5 separate regions of the Homo sapiens genome follow, and regions 1, 3, 4 and 5 are each linked to region 2. Evidence: chromatin contacts called from ENCODE Hi-C or POLR2A ChIA-PET data. All regions are on one chromosome and are shown on one strand. The core of a region is the stretch at or near the end of the contact, and the rest is flanking DNA. Distances in the headings are between cores, read along the strand shown. Region 1 holds the start of CMAS (cytidine monophosphate N-acetylneuraminic acid synthetase). Region 2 holds the start of AEBP2 (AE binding protein 2). Region 3 overlaps PYROXD1 (pyridine nucleotide-disulphide oxidoreductase domain 1). Region 4 holds the start of LDHB (lactate dehydrogenase B). Region 5 holds the start of RECQL (RecQ like helicase).

Evidence for each region. A loop is a pair of places that touch in the nucleus more often than their neighbours do. ChIA-PET counts read pairs that join two places held with the same protein, here RNA polymerase II (POLR2A). Pooled maps may share reads with other maps.
Region 1: a loop to region 2 is called in a map of CD8-positive, alpha-beta T cell, with 7 times the contacts of the local background. The contact joins the promoter of CMAS here to the promoter of AEBP2 in region 2. A Hi-C loop is called at or near these places in 5 of 168 maps with a recorded cell type or tissue (CD4-positive, alpha-beta T cell, CD4-positive, alpha-beta memory T cell, CD8-positive, alpha-beta T cell and 1 more) and 9 of 50 pooled maps.
Region 3: a map of CD8-positive, alpha-beta T cell shows a loop between it and region 2 (5-fold over the local background). The contact joins the enhancer-like site here to the promoter of AEBP2 in region 2. A Hi-C loop is called at or near these places in 1 of 168 maps with a recorded cell type or tissue (CD8-positive, alpha-beta T cell) and 4 of 50 pooled maps. POLR2A ChIA-PET finds 5 or more read pairs at or near these places in 1 of 52 experiments (HCT116).
Region 4: a map of naive thymus-derived CD4-positive, alpha-beta T cell shows a loop between it and region 2 (4-fold over the local background). The contact joins the promoter of LDHB here to the promoter of AEBP2 in region 2. A Hi-C loop is called at or near these places in 2 of 168 maps with a recorded cell type or tissue (both naive thymus-derived CD4-positive, alpha-beta T cell), 1 of 37 single-sample maps with no recorded cell type and 10 of 50 pooled maps.
Region 5: a map of CD8-positive, alpha-beta T cell shows a loop between it and region 2 (10-fold over the local background). The contact joins the promoter of RECQL here to the promoter of AEBP2 in region 2. A Hi-C loop is called at or near these places in 2 of 168 maps with a recorded cell type or tissue (CD8-positive, alpha-beta T cell and naive thymus-derived CD4-positive, alpha-beta T cell), 1 of 37 single-sample maps with no recorded cell type and 13 of 50 pooled maps.

The regions. Positions count from the first base shown.
Region 1 is chr12:22,044,939-22,047,638 of GRCh38, forward strand. CMAS (cytidine monophosphate N-acetylneuraminic acid synthetase) reads left to right here and starts at 1,280. Exons shown (of 8, transcript NM_018686.6): 1 at 1,280-1,625. The coding sequence starts at 1,366. RefSeq lists enhancers at 1,097-1,391, 1,707-2,412 and silencers at 1,164-1,533, 1,177-1,404.
Region 2 is chr12:19,438,176-19,440,875 of GRCh38, forward strand. AEBP2 (AE binding protein 2) reads left to right here and starts at 1,317. Exons shown (of 8, transcript NM_153207.5): 1 at 1,317-2,195. The coding sequence starts at 1,525. RefSeq lists silencers at 1,185-1,434, 1,495-1,644, 1,655-1,754 and enhancers at 2,405-2,454, 2,485-2,574.
Region 3 is chr12:21,452,273-21,454,972 of GRCh38, forward strand. The region is part of intron 5 of PYROXD1 (pyridine nucleotide-disulphide oxidoreductase domain 1); the gene reads left to right. Among named protein-coding and RNA genes, the nearest start is that of PYROXD1, 16 kb to the left of the region's middle. Within about 2 kb of position 1,324, at least 3 of the 41 ENCODE cell types and tissues checked have a DNase peak (open chromatin) inside an H3K27ac peak, as active enhancers do; they include CD8-positive, alpha-beta T cell, where a contact is called at or near this core.
Region 4 is chr12:21,656,400-21,659,099 of GRCh38, forward strand. It overlaps LDHB (lactate dehydrogenase B), which reads right to left and starts at 1,443. Exons shown (of 8, transcript NM_002300.8): 1 at 1,352-1,443. RefSeq lists enhancers at 995-1,084, 1,115-1,364, 1,342-1,870, 1,745-1,924.
Region 5 is chr12:21,500,078-21,502,906 of GRCh38, forward strand. RECQL (RecQ like helicase) reads right to left here and starts at 1,558. Exons shown (of 15, transcript NM_002907.4): 1 at 1,093-1,558. GOLT1B (golgi transport 1B) reads left to right here and starts at 1,712. Exons shown (of 5, transcript NM_016072.5): 1 at 1,712-1,871. The coding sequence starts at 1,847. RefSeq lists enhancers at 842-911, 932-981, 1,022-1,211, 1,352-1,411, 1,362-2,069 and 1 more.

The DNA of each region.
Region 1 (2,700 bases), core at 30-2,529, 2.6 Mb after region 2:
TTGAGCCTCTTGGCTGGATCAGGGTTTAAATGCTCAGGCGTGGCGGCTCATGCCTATAATCCCAGCACTTTGAGAGGCTGAGGCGGGCAGATCACTTGAGGTCAGGAGTTCAAGACCAGCCTGGCCAACCTGGTGAAACCCCCAACTCAACTAAAAATACAAAAATTATCTGGGTGTGGTGGTGCCCCTCTGTAATCCCAGCTACTCAGGACGCTTGAGAATGGGTGGCAGAGGGTTGCAGCGAGCCGAGATTGTGCCACTGCACTCCAGCCTTCTGGGGGACACAGTGAGAATCTGTCTCAAAAAAAAAAAAGAGTTTAAATGATGCCTCCAGAATTCTTTCTCTTTAATCCCTACATGTCATTGTTCTGCTTCCTCAGGGAGAACATCAGTCTTCCAGCCCATTTCAGAACAGCAAAGCCCCCCTGCCGCCCTACCCTACCCTTGCCCTGAGGCTTCAGGTTAACAAGGTCCTTAGCACCCAGTCAGCACGAGAAAGATCCTTTCTTTCCAAGACTCTCTGGAAAGGACTCCAGTGGGCTCTGCTTGGTCATATGCCTGTCCCTAGACCACAGGTGTGTTAAGGAAAATGGGGTGCGTAGATGGACCAGCTTGGGTCACACACAGTGCAGAGAATGTGAGGGAAACCCTCACCGGATGAGAGAGGGATCAATTCCTAAAAGGAAAAGATTTTTAGCAGACAACAAAACAAAACCAAAAAACCAAGTGTCGGCCACACTAGAGGTGACCAGTAAAGCTGACTTCCAAATTTCTGCTGCTAGGGAATGCTGATGTCGATCAAAGTGCGGAGAGCATATGAAAAATGGAGTTTTTAAAACGTTGAGTTTAAGGCGCCTGTAGGATATTTGAATGAGCTGGTCAGTAATTTCTTGGAAAAAATGACCCAGGGGCATTAAAAAAAGGTGTATGTTTAAAATGTACATTTTAAAATATAAAATGGATTCGTGTCAGGGTGCATCAAGGTATGCAACGGGAAACCCACCACAATTCTAAAGTGGGGAAGTTCTTCAGCAATTATAAATACTTTTTTTCTTTTTTAATTTTAGAAATTTACAGACACTTGCAAGCACCCCAAAAGCCGCACTTCCTCCAAATATCTCTGGACTCCCACTGCTTGACTTAGTTTTGGGGTCACCTCATCAGAGCCTACTTGGCCTACTGGCCCCAGACGAGGCGGCCGCGGACTACAATTCCCAGCGAGCACCGCGAGGGGCGGGGGAGGGGGCGGGGCGAGGGACGGCCGCGCGCGCCAGCTGCCAGGCGGGGATCGGGCGGCGCCGAGCTGAGGTGGTGAGGGACTAGCTCCCGGATGTGGAGAAGCTGGGGAGAAGGCGTGGGAGGAAGATGGACTCGGTGGAGAAGGGGGCCGCCACCTCCGTCTCCAACCCGCGGGGGCGACCGTCCCGGGGCCGGCCGCCGAAGCTGCAGCGCAACTCTCGCGGCGGCCAGGGCCGAGGTGTGGAGAAGCCCCCGCACCTGGCAGCCCTAATTCTGGCCCGGGGAGGCAGCAAAGGCATCCCCCTGAAGAACATTAAGCACCTGGCGGGGGTCCCGCTCATTGGCTGGGTCCTGCGTGCGGCCCTGGATTCAGGGGCCTTCCAGAGGTGCGCATGTGCGAGAGTGGGCGGCGCGGCCTGGGCGGGGGTCGGGAGAGGGAGTCGGGCTGCTGGAGGGGCTGGGGCCTCCGGGGCCACCGCTCTTGGAAGGGGGCCATCTCTCATGCCAGGGATGTGCAAGATCCGGGGTGCCTGGGGCCGGGCTGAGAGCCCAGGAGGAAGGGCTCCAGCTCCTTCCTTGTTCCGTAGCTGCCAATGGTCATAACCTGGGACAGTTCCTGTCTCCGCCCTTGAGAATCATCCGTAAAAGGGGAGATTACACCTCCCCAACCGTCCCCTCCTCCCGGGTTGACCTTACGGGGAAAAGTAAAGGAGGCCACCCCGGTGCAACATCTGTGATAATATGTGAACTTCTTTGGATGGGGGCCATCGAAGCTCCCCTGTTGCTCAGCCTCTGATAACTGCTTGGTGCTGCTCGATTAGGGAGGCATCAGGTTCATGAATGGAGTTGAGTGTCGGGGTGTCAGAGCTGAATTTCAAGCTCAGCTTGGAGATCTTTTCCTAACCTTTGAAAAATACTCCAGCTATCTTCCTGTGAGTCAGCACAATCTAGAAAACTCCCTACATTTATAAATACGTGAGACTCAGTGGGAAGGTGTACAACTGACTGTTTTATGATATATTAATACTTACAAATCATTTAATCATACCTTTGGAACCTCGCCTGCCCTATGGACAGTTTTAATTATGCGTAATTTAGATACATTGCCAAATTGGTCAGGAGTTACAAGCTGATGTTATTCATAAAAGAAGGGAGATCGAATTCTGTGCCAAGAATGAATTTACACATATAGCTTCAACCTAACTACATTTGAATGTGTTGTTATTGTGGAAATTAATTTATGTTAACCTTTTGATGTTTCGATTTTTAAAGAGATGACTGTTTTTGAAGTCATCTCTTTTTCTTTTTGAACCTATATTTGCTTACCCATATTAATATATGGGTAAATGATTTTCATTTAACCAGTCTTGTTCAAAAACGGGAGATGCCAAAAAAGTATAAATATACTAATTTTCTTAATGTTTCAACCCAAAAGAAGTCCTGGATGGACCAAGGCAAATA
Region 2 (2,700 bases), core at 67-2,566:
GGTAACACATCCTTTCACAAGTCAGGTGGTTTTCAGTTGCTTGCTTTCAACAAGTTGAAAGAGAACCTAATCAGAGTTGTCAGCTGACAGATCATTAAAAGTATTTTTTCTTTGTTAGATCTTTATGCGATTTTTGGGCATATAATGCGAAAGGCATTCAAAGAATTGTGTGGCATTACTATAACAAAACTCCATTCATTCTCATCTGCTTTTTTTATGCGAACAAGTTTTCTCAACACTTATATCCATGGAATTGAAAACTTGGAATAGAACTGATGCTGAACTATTTCTCAAAAAAATCCATCCACTGAAGGTCATAATGTATATTAGAAAAAAGTCCACCCAAGTTCATTTCTGCAAGATGCATTGCCAATAAAATTTTGCTTTTGTGTTTAGTACTTACAAACATTTGAAATAGATTTGTTTTGATCGGTTGAAATAAGAGCTTTATGATCACAGAAAATATAAAAAACAACCCAGATACTTCAATTTATGTTCACATTTTTATTACAAGTAAGACGATCAAAATAGTTCAAATATAAAATATATTACTAGGATAAAATTCTAGAGGAGATATGCAACGTCAATATGAGTTCCAGAAAACAATATTTGGAAATTGTATTTTCCAAACTGTATTTTAAAAAAATGGATATTAGTGGGTGTTAAATCCCTATGGTATTTAGAATCCATTGGCTATACAGTATTTAAACAATGCGACAGATGAAATATTTATAAGCCGGAAAAATGTAGCTGTCATTCTAAACTGTATAAGAACATACACAGCTTTACGAAATTGTTTTAGAAGGCTCATGAAGTAAAAAGTTTGAGGACCCTGAACCAAGATGTTTGCTCTGGGTTCAGGATGTCAACATCTCCAGGGGTATTCAAACATAGGGTGTATTAAAACCTGTCGCCCTGTGTTGCGCATAAAAATTTAGTACCTTACACCGTAGTGTTTTAATTTTTGCCCATTTTAAACCGCTCTCTTCGTAGACTGTAGGCTCGTTCTATTCCTGGCTCAGCTCCTGTACAGAGGGGACACTCCTCAAACACCCCCGGAATGAATGAGTTTATCGTGAGAACTCGGAAGGCTGCTAAAATCCCCGGCCAGCGTTGGAGTTTTCAGTCCGCGTGTCCCTGGGCTTCGAAGCCCGGCAGGGCGTGGGAAGGCCCCGAGGAAACGCTGAGCACTTGCAGGCGCCGGGGCGGGGGCGGGGGCGGGCACTGGGCAGCGGGGCGGGCGCCGGGCGGGGGCGGGGGCGCAGAACCCGCAGCCGGGGGAGGTGCTGCCTCGTGCCGCCGCGCAGGCGCGCAGCAGTCTCCGTGTGAGTGCGCGTAGTCGCGCGCCTGTCCCCGCGCGGGCTCCGTAGCGCGTGTGCAGGCTGACGCAGCTCGCGGGCCCTCCTCCTGCTCTGCAGCGGCGTCGGCGGAGTTTTGGGCGTTTGGGAGGGGGGCGAGGGAGAGAGAGTCGAGAGAGGGAGGCGGCGGTGGGGAGGAGGAGGAGGAGGAGGAGCAGGCGCCGCCATGGCCGCCGCTATCACCGACATGGCCGACCTGGAGGAGCTCTCCCGCCTGAGCCCTCTGCCCCCCGGCAGCCCGGGTTCGGCGGCGCGGGGCCGGGCTGAGCCCCCCGAGGAGGAGGAGGAAGAGGAGGAGGAGGAAGAGGAGGCGGAGGCCGAGGCGGTGGCGGCGCTGCTGCTGAACGGCGGCAGCGGTGGGGGCGGCGGAGGCGGCGGCGGAGGAGTGGGGGGCGGCGAGGCAGAGACGATGTCGGAGCCGAGCCCCGAGAGCGCCAGCCAGGCCGGGGAGGACGAAGACGAGGAGGAGGACGACGAGGAGGAGGAAGATGAGAGCAGCAGCAGCGGCGGGGGTGAGGAGGAGAGTAGCGCCGAGAGCCTGGTGGGCAGCAGCGGCGGGAGCAGCAGCGACGAGACCCGCTCGTTGAGCCCCGGCGCCGCCAGCAGCAGCAGCGGGGATGGGGACGGCAAGGAGGGCCTGGAGGAGCCCAAGGGACCGCGGGGCAGCCAGGGCGGCGGCGGGGGCGGCAGCAGTAGCAGCAGCGTAGTCTCCAGCGGCGGCGACGAGGGCTACGGGACTGGGGGAGGCGGAAGCAGCGCGACCTCCGGGGGCCGGCGGGGCAGCTTGGAGATGTCGTCGGATGGGGAACCCCTGAGCCGCATGGACTCGGAGGACAGGTCAGTGCTCTGAAGCGTTTCCCCTTCCCTTCCTCCTCTTGAACTCCCGGGCCCCTCAGAGGGGGACCAAGGCGACGTTTTGCCGCGATCCCCCTGCTCCCCGAATCCTCGGCCCCTCCCCCAGACTCTCAACTCGGAAATCTCTCGCCGTCGCCGCCGCGCCCCTCTCGCAGCGCATCGCGGCTTCCAACTCTCAAACCGTTCCCCCCCAACTCTCCTTTCCCCGCCCTCTTTCCCCTCGGCGCTTCGCTCCTCACGGACCTCAGGACGGCTCTAACTCGGAAACAGTCCCCAAACGGGCCCAGATCCTCTGGCGGAGCAGAAGAGGGCCTTGATGTACACACGTCGGTACTCAAGGTTAGCTTCTTCCAACCGTGTTCGGGAACACTTGTCAGAACTACAATTGACAAGTGTTTCCAATATGGCTGGTCTCGCCTGGATTTAACAGAACTTCCTTGTCCATGGGAGAGACCCCAGCTATCACTTTTCTCTACTTAAACAAAAA
Region 3 (2,700 bases), core at 74-2,573, 2.0 Mb after region 2:
TTCTGAAAATCAAAGATAAATATAATTTTCATATGTTTTCAAGGGGAAAAATCCACCATATTTTTTTAGCTCTTGTGGAATCCGTAATTGTAGAAATTTTATTATAAAATATATATGTTTTGGGAATGCTTTAGGTCTCAAGGTGATTGGCCAAATTTGGCCCATAAATGTGTTTTATAAGTATATTTTATGTTTAAAAATAATTCAAATATTTACACCTTTTGAGATTTCTAGTGATAGCCCTCACCACTTTTTATTGCTTATATGATAAATCCTGCTACACTCATTTATGTTACCTGTCTGGCCAGTGTCACCCAAAATGTTTGTGACTCCTGTTTTAGGATATGTGGTTCTTGCAGCTCTTTTTTTGGTAGCTTGGGAAATGTGAACACATTAATTAATTTTCATCTTAAGACGATATTACAAGTTCAAAAACCATTGAGAAATATCCTGCTGTGTCCTGCAGAAGATTGATTCACTTCATGATTTTATCCTCTAGCAGATGATTGACATGAAATAGTCTGGATCTTTTTCAGGCCATAAAGTTGAGTCAAACCACAAAGAGGACAAATTTGAATCAAAATAAGGACTCTGCCAAAGCCATATCTTTGCTCACTTGCATTCAATCCAACTCTCAGACTAGGTTTTTGCCCCTCTTTTAGCGGATGATCTCACCCAGTGGAAGCCTGTAAGAGTTCTTAAATTGCCTGAGTACTATGGGTAACAGTCATTATTGTTATTATGAAGTTTGTGGCATTATATGGAGAAATACAGAGAAAGGGTCAAAACCAAAATGTGGGCCAAGAGGGAAGAGGTATAGATTTATTGTAAATGGGGCTTCAAATCCTTGTGTATAGTATATACATGCCAGATTTTCTCTATCAGCTCTCACCAAAGTATCACTTACTATTATTATAATTGTTATTTACATTTAAAAATTTTATGTTCAAAAATGTTCAGAGTCTTACATTTAATCCTATTCATCATTTTCTTTAAGTTGGAGATTGAAGACTGTATAATTGGATAAAACTCATAGTTTTGTATTTAGTAAGCTCTTCTTTGGTAATTAAAAATGGACCCACATAATGTTATTCTCTGACTTGAGGTCTGCTGCGTGATTAGGTCTTTGTCTCTCGTGAAACTTGGCATACCCATACCCTTTCTACACTGTGTTTCAGTGAAACTAATACTAATGTTCTTCATTATACATTTATTTCAGTTATTATCTGTTTTCTCCTTTCTAAGTGTAAGTTAATCCTTTCCTTTTCAAACAGATACTGTTTTTCATAACTTCACAAAACCGTAATATCTCATTGTCTGCTTCTGTAGAGTCATTTTCAAAATGAAAGCAGTATTTCCCCTCTGTGTGATGATAATCGTCAAACTGTGCATCTTGCTGAGAACATAGTTCAAGTCAGGAAAAGAGGATTAGAAGGTGTCCTAGGAGGTAGAGCAAGTACTGAAGTTTCTTGTGGTTACTTGTAATAACTTTGTCTGCTAGTCAGTCATCAGTATGCTGAAGTGCACTGATAGGTGTTATAGTGTAATATTACTTTAAATTTAAAAATGGTAATATAGAGAAATTCCCAGTTTTTCAAAAAGAAAGCATTACATGATAACTGTATGCCTGTATGTAAATTGAAATACAAACTTTATTACCAAATTTGTGTGTATTCCACTTTCCGCTGGTCAGTAATGCTATATGACCAGAGTAACATAAAATAGAATGTTCACCCAATAATCTTCTATGTTTACTGACATAGAAGAGCTGGAAAAACGAAGACTTATTAGGTAAAGCAAGGAGTTCCTTATCACCATATGTTGAAAAGTATGAATATCAAGTGACCTGGATTCAGATGTACTAAACCTTTTTTCGTAATCTGTTTATTGATTAGTCTTGAAAAGTCGTGTAACCTATGTTATATCAGTCTGTGAAATAAAGATGACAATACTTTGTACCGTAAAGAAATGTGAAAAATTAATACCTTAACTTTTTACAGTATTTTATTAGTATCGCAAGTTTAGATAAAATCCTATTATAGTTAGGATGGCCATATATCTTGTTTGTCTGGGATTGTCTCCATTTCCACCAGTTGTACCAAAAATGATTATTAGTAGCAGATAGTATCCCAGGTTAGGTGATAAATTATGTGATCACCTTAATTATAATGGACTTCAGGGACTTTGTGAAAGGAATATTGTTAGGAAAACCACTTCTTAGCATCTAAACCTAGAATAAAATATCACATGCCCATTACCTTACATTAGTGGTAAATAGTAATAGAAGGTGGCTTATATATACCATTTTCATTCTTTCCTTCCTCTAAGATCCTTGATCCTTGATCTTGATCCTTAAGATTTTTAGCTTATAACTCTGATTCTTTCCATTTTCTATCCCTTTCCGTAATGTGCTTTGAAGATATAAAAAGTTGTTACCAAATAAGTGACTGATTCTCAATATTATAGCTATGTGCCATCCATCCATTACTTGATTACACTATAACCAGATTTTTTAAAAAGCACTGCTTACCCCTGGGGGCCATTCATATAATAAGTGTATTGTAGAAATTGAACATTTTCTAATGATGTACACTGTAATGAAATTTTACTTGATATTCAGTACATGTATTTGTCACTTAAAGGTTCTTTCTGTAAACTGCTTCAGATTCTTTTACTATTCAATTTTTAATTCTTAACATC
Region 4 (2,700 bases), core at 193-2,692, 2.2 Mb after region 2:
TGCATTTTAAACAGGCTCAGAAGAAAGAATGCTGCATCTCTTTTTGAAGGACGACACACATGAATAGTTGTTCTGCACTTAAGTTTATTGTTGTTAGATGGTCTGTTTACGACCGTTTTGGTATACAGGGGGCCCAGGAAGCAGTGGAAAATGAAAATGAAGAAACAGTGGCTATATAAATACAGATTCGTTGTTCTGATAGACCTTTTAATTTAGAAAACTTCAGGAAGTACAATTTAAAGGCTCGAACCAGATTTTCTTTCAGATATTTCTGGAGAAAGTGCTTTTCTTCAATTTTTCCTTAAAAAGAGTTTTAAGAAATGAGAAGAAAATGGTCTGCATGATATACAGGCCTGTGCCAACATCAGAGTGCAGGCTGTAAGGAACAAGAACGACAAACGGTAAAAATCTCTGAGTCTTGGTCCCTTATGTCTCCTCACTGCTGTGGATATAAATCATTAGAAATAAAGGAGCGCCTTAATTTCAGGAACAAAGATCTTCTTTGCAGAATCTTTCTCACCGTAATCTTTTAAAAATTCAGGTTTTGCTTTTGAATTCCTCCCCTCCCCCCATTCCCCAGGCCCTTACTGCAGCTTGTACTGCTCGCGGTGCGCACAAACCATCTTTTCCTCAGGGCACCGGCAGCAAAGAACAGCAGATCACGAGGGCATGCAGAAGCTAGAGATCTCCCCGAGTAAGGTCTGTGGGGACAAGTCTAGGACTTCCTTACTCGGAGCACCCAAGGCTGGTAAAGTAAACGAAGCCCCTAAGCATCCAGAAAAGAGGCCCTGCAGGAAAGAACTGGCGCATGGCTCCTGGAAAGACCGTCAGAGCCGGGTAAAAATAAGTGCAGCGCCAAACGTGCTGGTCATCTAGGTGCCTTTCTCCTCATCCCAGCGAGTGCAAGGGCATTTCTCTATTACCGTGGCAATATATTCAAATATTCGAGGTAAAGATCGTCCAGCCTTCATAGGCCACCTGGTTCCGTCCCCCTCCCCCAGCTACTCGGGCACGTGTCCCGACTCCCGCCAGCAGGCCGTGGGGGTGATGTGGCCGCCATGAACCCACCAAGGACAAGTAGGGCCTGGTTTTAGCTGCAAATGCAACAAGTCTCTCCGCTGAGCCGCAGCTGCTACCCTCTGCCTTCTGCTCCTCCGCCAGGGCACGGCCCCCCCTGCGCCCCAAACTGAGCGGCAAAGTCAGGGCCCGCGGCCGGATGCTCAGAGCTAAAGGCCGCGGAGGACAGATGTGCTTCTTCCTCCTTCCCGCGTCTCCCCATACAAGTACTACCCCGCACGTCCCATCAGGCTTGCCTGTGGGCCAGGATTCAGGGTCCTGAGCCGAAACCTACCAGGAGAGAGAAGGCTCTGGAGACCTCTGTAACAGTCGTGCGGAGAAGACAAAGTCAGCTGCGTGCGTCTCCTCCGGCGCCGGCTCTGCAAGGAGGGAGGAGGGGGCGGGGCCCCACAACCACCGCAGCCTCTTAGGTTTCTCCATTGTGATTGGAAATCCGAGTACCGCCTACCCCTCCCCTCGGCTCGCTCAATCCCCTTCAAGGACAAGGGCTCAAGTATGCACACTCCCTCCCCCACCCTCCAGATGAGGAGGTCTCCTTCCAGAGGCTTCCGCTCTCAGCTGGTCTCACATCTCGCAGGCTCTTCAATGCGGAGGCCAAGTTATTTATAAAACTTGCCCATCCCCGACTCTTCTGGACTTTAACGCTCTTGTTCTATTAGATTTAGTACAAATAGAAATAAATTTCTTTCCTTCTTTTTTTTATTTTGAGACGGAGTCTCACTCTGTCGCCCAGGCTGGAGTGCAGTGGCGCGATCTCGGCTCACTGCAAGCTCCGCCTCCCGGGCTCACGACATTCTCCTGCCTCAGCCTCCCGAGTAGCTGGGACTACAGGCGCCCGCCACCTCGCCCGGCTAATTTTTTGTATTTTTAGTAGAGAGGGGGGTTTCACCGTGTTAGCCAGGATGGTCTCGATCTCCTGACCTCGTGATCCGCCCGCCTCGGCCTCCCAAAGTGCTGGGATTACAGGCCTGAGCCACCGCGCCCGGCCAGAAATAAATTTCTATGTTGCATTTCAGTTAAACTTTAAAGGACTTAAAAAAATACATCTGAATTTAGATCATCTCCGTTTTAAAGTTCATTTGATGAAAATGACTATTTTTTTCAACCTGTTTCAACAAACACGCAATGATTGCTTACTCGTTGCCTGACAAGACCAATGAGGCTTTGTCCCTGCCATCTGAAGTTCCCCTACAATTCCACCTGGTCTCAAGGTCAGGCTTTGCCCTCTAGGGGAAATGTGGGACCACTAAGTGAGATGCACTTTCTTTTTTAGTCCCTAATCGACTCCAAAGCTGGATGTTGTCATTCATTCTGTCTTCAACACTCAGCCAGTGCTTGGTACCTAAATATAGCATTGATGAATAAATGAATGAATGATAAATTGGAGGAATTCTGAAGAGTCTGGCTTCAGTTCTGTTTTCTTATAATTAAAATGCTTTCAAATATAGCCATCTCACAAACTTCCTGTATGTGAAGTGTTTTTTTTTGTAAATGCATATTTCTTGTATATGACCACTAATTCTATAATTATTGCTTCAGTTTATTCTCAGTGCCAAGCATTGGTAAAAAACATAAATATAAGATTATGCCCTTTGAGGTGTTCCTAGTCCATTGGAGACAGAC
Region 5 (2,829 bases), core at 308-2,807, 2.1 Mb after region 2:
AATAAGTTGGATAGATTCAAATGTACCAGATTAAGCAAAATACATCAACATAAATAATAAAATTAATCATCTAACATTTTATTGAGCCCTTGCGTTAAAGAATTACAATATAAGCCCAATCTTAAAAGAGAAACTGGTATTCTACAGAAAAGCTAGATTTTCTAAGTTAGAGGTGGGGGGAGGGGAAAATGGTTTGTAATGATTTCTAAGTATCTATGAATGACTAAAACCTAAGCATGCATATGGACAAGTGGAAAATGGGGCTGGAGAGTAGAAACTTTAAATTCCCCATAATCCTAAAAACACCTCTTCTATCTCTCTAATATGGACATTTTCTAAAACTAAGATGCTCTCCAAAAGTCACTTCTGCAACACCTATCCTTAGACTGCTGACCTTACGCCCTTTCTACACAGAATTCTGAAGCCACCACTAGGCCGGAAAGATAGGCTGACTCTTTTTTGCCTTGCTAAAGAATGTGGAATAACCACACCATTAAAAGAAGGCTAAATAGGAGAGTAAACCAAGGATTTCTAATTCTTGATCTATACAAACATCTCTTCACGTAATGAAAATGTAACATTCCTTCCATAGACTGTAAGGTCCTTTAGCAGGGCTGGGGTTCAATCTCTTCACCTTTGTATCCGCACAGCCCAGGAAAATGCCTTGATGTAGTGAGGGCTCAGGTTTGCTAAGGTAGCAGGGGCTGTTTCTACCCTTATGAAAAGACACAGTCTATATCCAATTCTCCCCCACGATTTTAAATGACTCCTTTGATTATGCGGTTAAAAGACTGCTCCTTCCCAAAATGATGTGATTTAACAGCAAAAGATATCTCAACATAAAATGTATCCAGAAATTGAACTACAGCAGGTCTGTCACTCAGCAGTATAAGCTAGGCATCCACAGGAAGAATGTTACAGGGTGACAGCCAGTCATCAATGTTGGAGGAAACGCCACTGAGATACCATAGGCTAAATCCTCTCTCTCCCCGCCACCTGCATTTAGAGGCAATAGTAATTTAATATTAATAACGCCCGCCCTTCCGCTACTGTGAAGCAGGGGGTGGAAGAAGCATCCCCAGTAGTATTTACCAACAAATGGCAGCTGCTAATAAACAGGCTTTGGTGGCCAATCCTCCTGCATGGAAAAGAATGGGGAGATCAGAAGACCGGTCAGCAGGCGAACGTGCCCCTAAAGGCCCGAGTTCTCAGAGCAGGGCAGTGATTAACTTTCCGGTTTCTCCTCCGCCAATGTGTGGGCGAAAGGAAGTGATCCGCTACAGACCGGCCTCGCCCTGCAGCAGGAAAGGGAAGGATGAAACAAAAAGCGCACACCCTTGACCCTTCAAAGCTGTAACAGTAGTTATCCCAGAGCCTCTCCCCACCGAGAAGCCCGGTCTAACTCTCCGGTGTTTGACTGTCCGGTGTCCGACTGTCCTGTGTCCGACTCTCCGATCTCCGACTCTCGGATCTCCGACACCAAAGCACCCAGGCCTCGAGCAGATCTTTCCGCTACTCGGGAGTAAAATCTTCCCGCCAGCCAGCTGAGAGCATCCACCCTTCCGGGTCGGTCCGTTCAGCCAATCACAGATAACTCCCTTCTCTAATTGGTCAAGGGGTGTGGTCACCATGCGCGTCACCGAACAACATTACGAGTTATTGGTTGAGATTGGAAGCAGGTTTCGCCAATAGGAAGCGCTCTTAAAGCGGCAGTGAGGGTGGCTGCGTGTTTCCGGAAGACGTGGCGGCTCTCGCCTGGGCTGTTTCCCGGCTTCATTTCTCCCGACTCAGCTTCCCACCCTGGGCTTTCCGAGGTGCTGTCGCCGCTGTCCCCACCACTGCAGCCATGATCTCCTTAACGGACACGCAGAGTAAGCACCTGCTCCGGGGCCCCCGCCTCGAGCCGCGCACACCCATCGCCCGGCTGGGTCTCGCCCCTCCGCCGGGGTCAATGAATGAAGCTCTGGGTTGGGGGCGGTGGCCTGCGAGACAGAGCTAGGGCTGCTGGGACCCTAAGGGGCTGCCTTCGGGATGCCGGGGCTAGACTTGGACTGGCGGACCTGACCTGGGAGAAGAGTCTGTGGGGCAGGGTGGGACGCCCTATGTTGGGAGGGGAGCTTTAGCCCAGAGTCTGTCTCATTCCAGGGTCGCGCTGATCTCCTCATCCCCAGTGAGATGGGCGCTTTGTTCTAGGGGCTTGCCACAAGAGAAAGTTTGCGTGGTGCCCGCGGCCCACTCTCGGGATCGTTTATGCGCATGACACACTTCGGGTCCTCTACAAGTCCCTGGCTGGCTGGTTATTTGGGAGGCGGTATTTTAAATGTCACCTACAGTAGGCTCTTTTTGAAAATGTCCTTACGCTTAAATGTGGCATTTTGAATATTCGCTTTTTGCCAGTACTGTAAGCAACCTTTTAGAAGTCTCTTGAAACATTCTCACTTTTCTACCTGCTAAAGTTTCAAGCAGTAGAGAAAAGCCACTTTGTGTGCCATTAAAGGATATATTTCGTTAGTATTGTATATTGTGCTTTGTGGCTTGTTTTATTATTTTAGCATCGCTCTCTGCCTGCCACAGAGTTCTCCAGGCCTATTTCATCTCTAAAGCTAGCATTGATATCGGTTTCCTTTTCTTTCATTATAATATTTCCACTTTCCTACTGCTTTTTGTTAATATTAATAATTTTTGTATTTATGTCTGCCCAAGCTCTGTACCTCATATTTTGATGTTCATAAGAGTCTCTTTTTGTCTCACTTTGCTTTATCTGCCACGCCTTTCATTTCACTCCAGTTAACTCAGATTTTCAATATTTTAAGACTTAAACAGTGAATT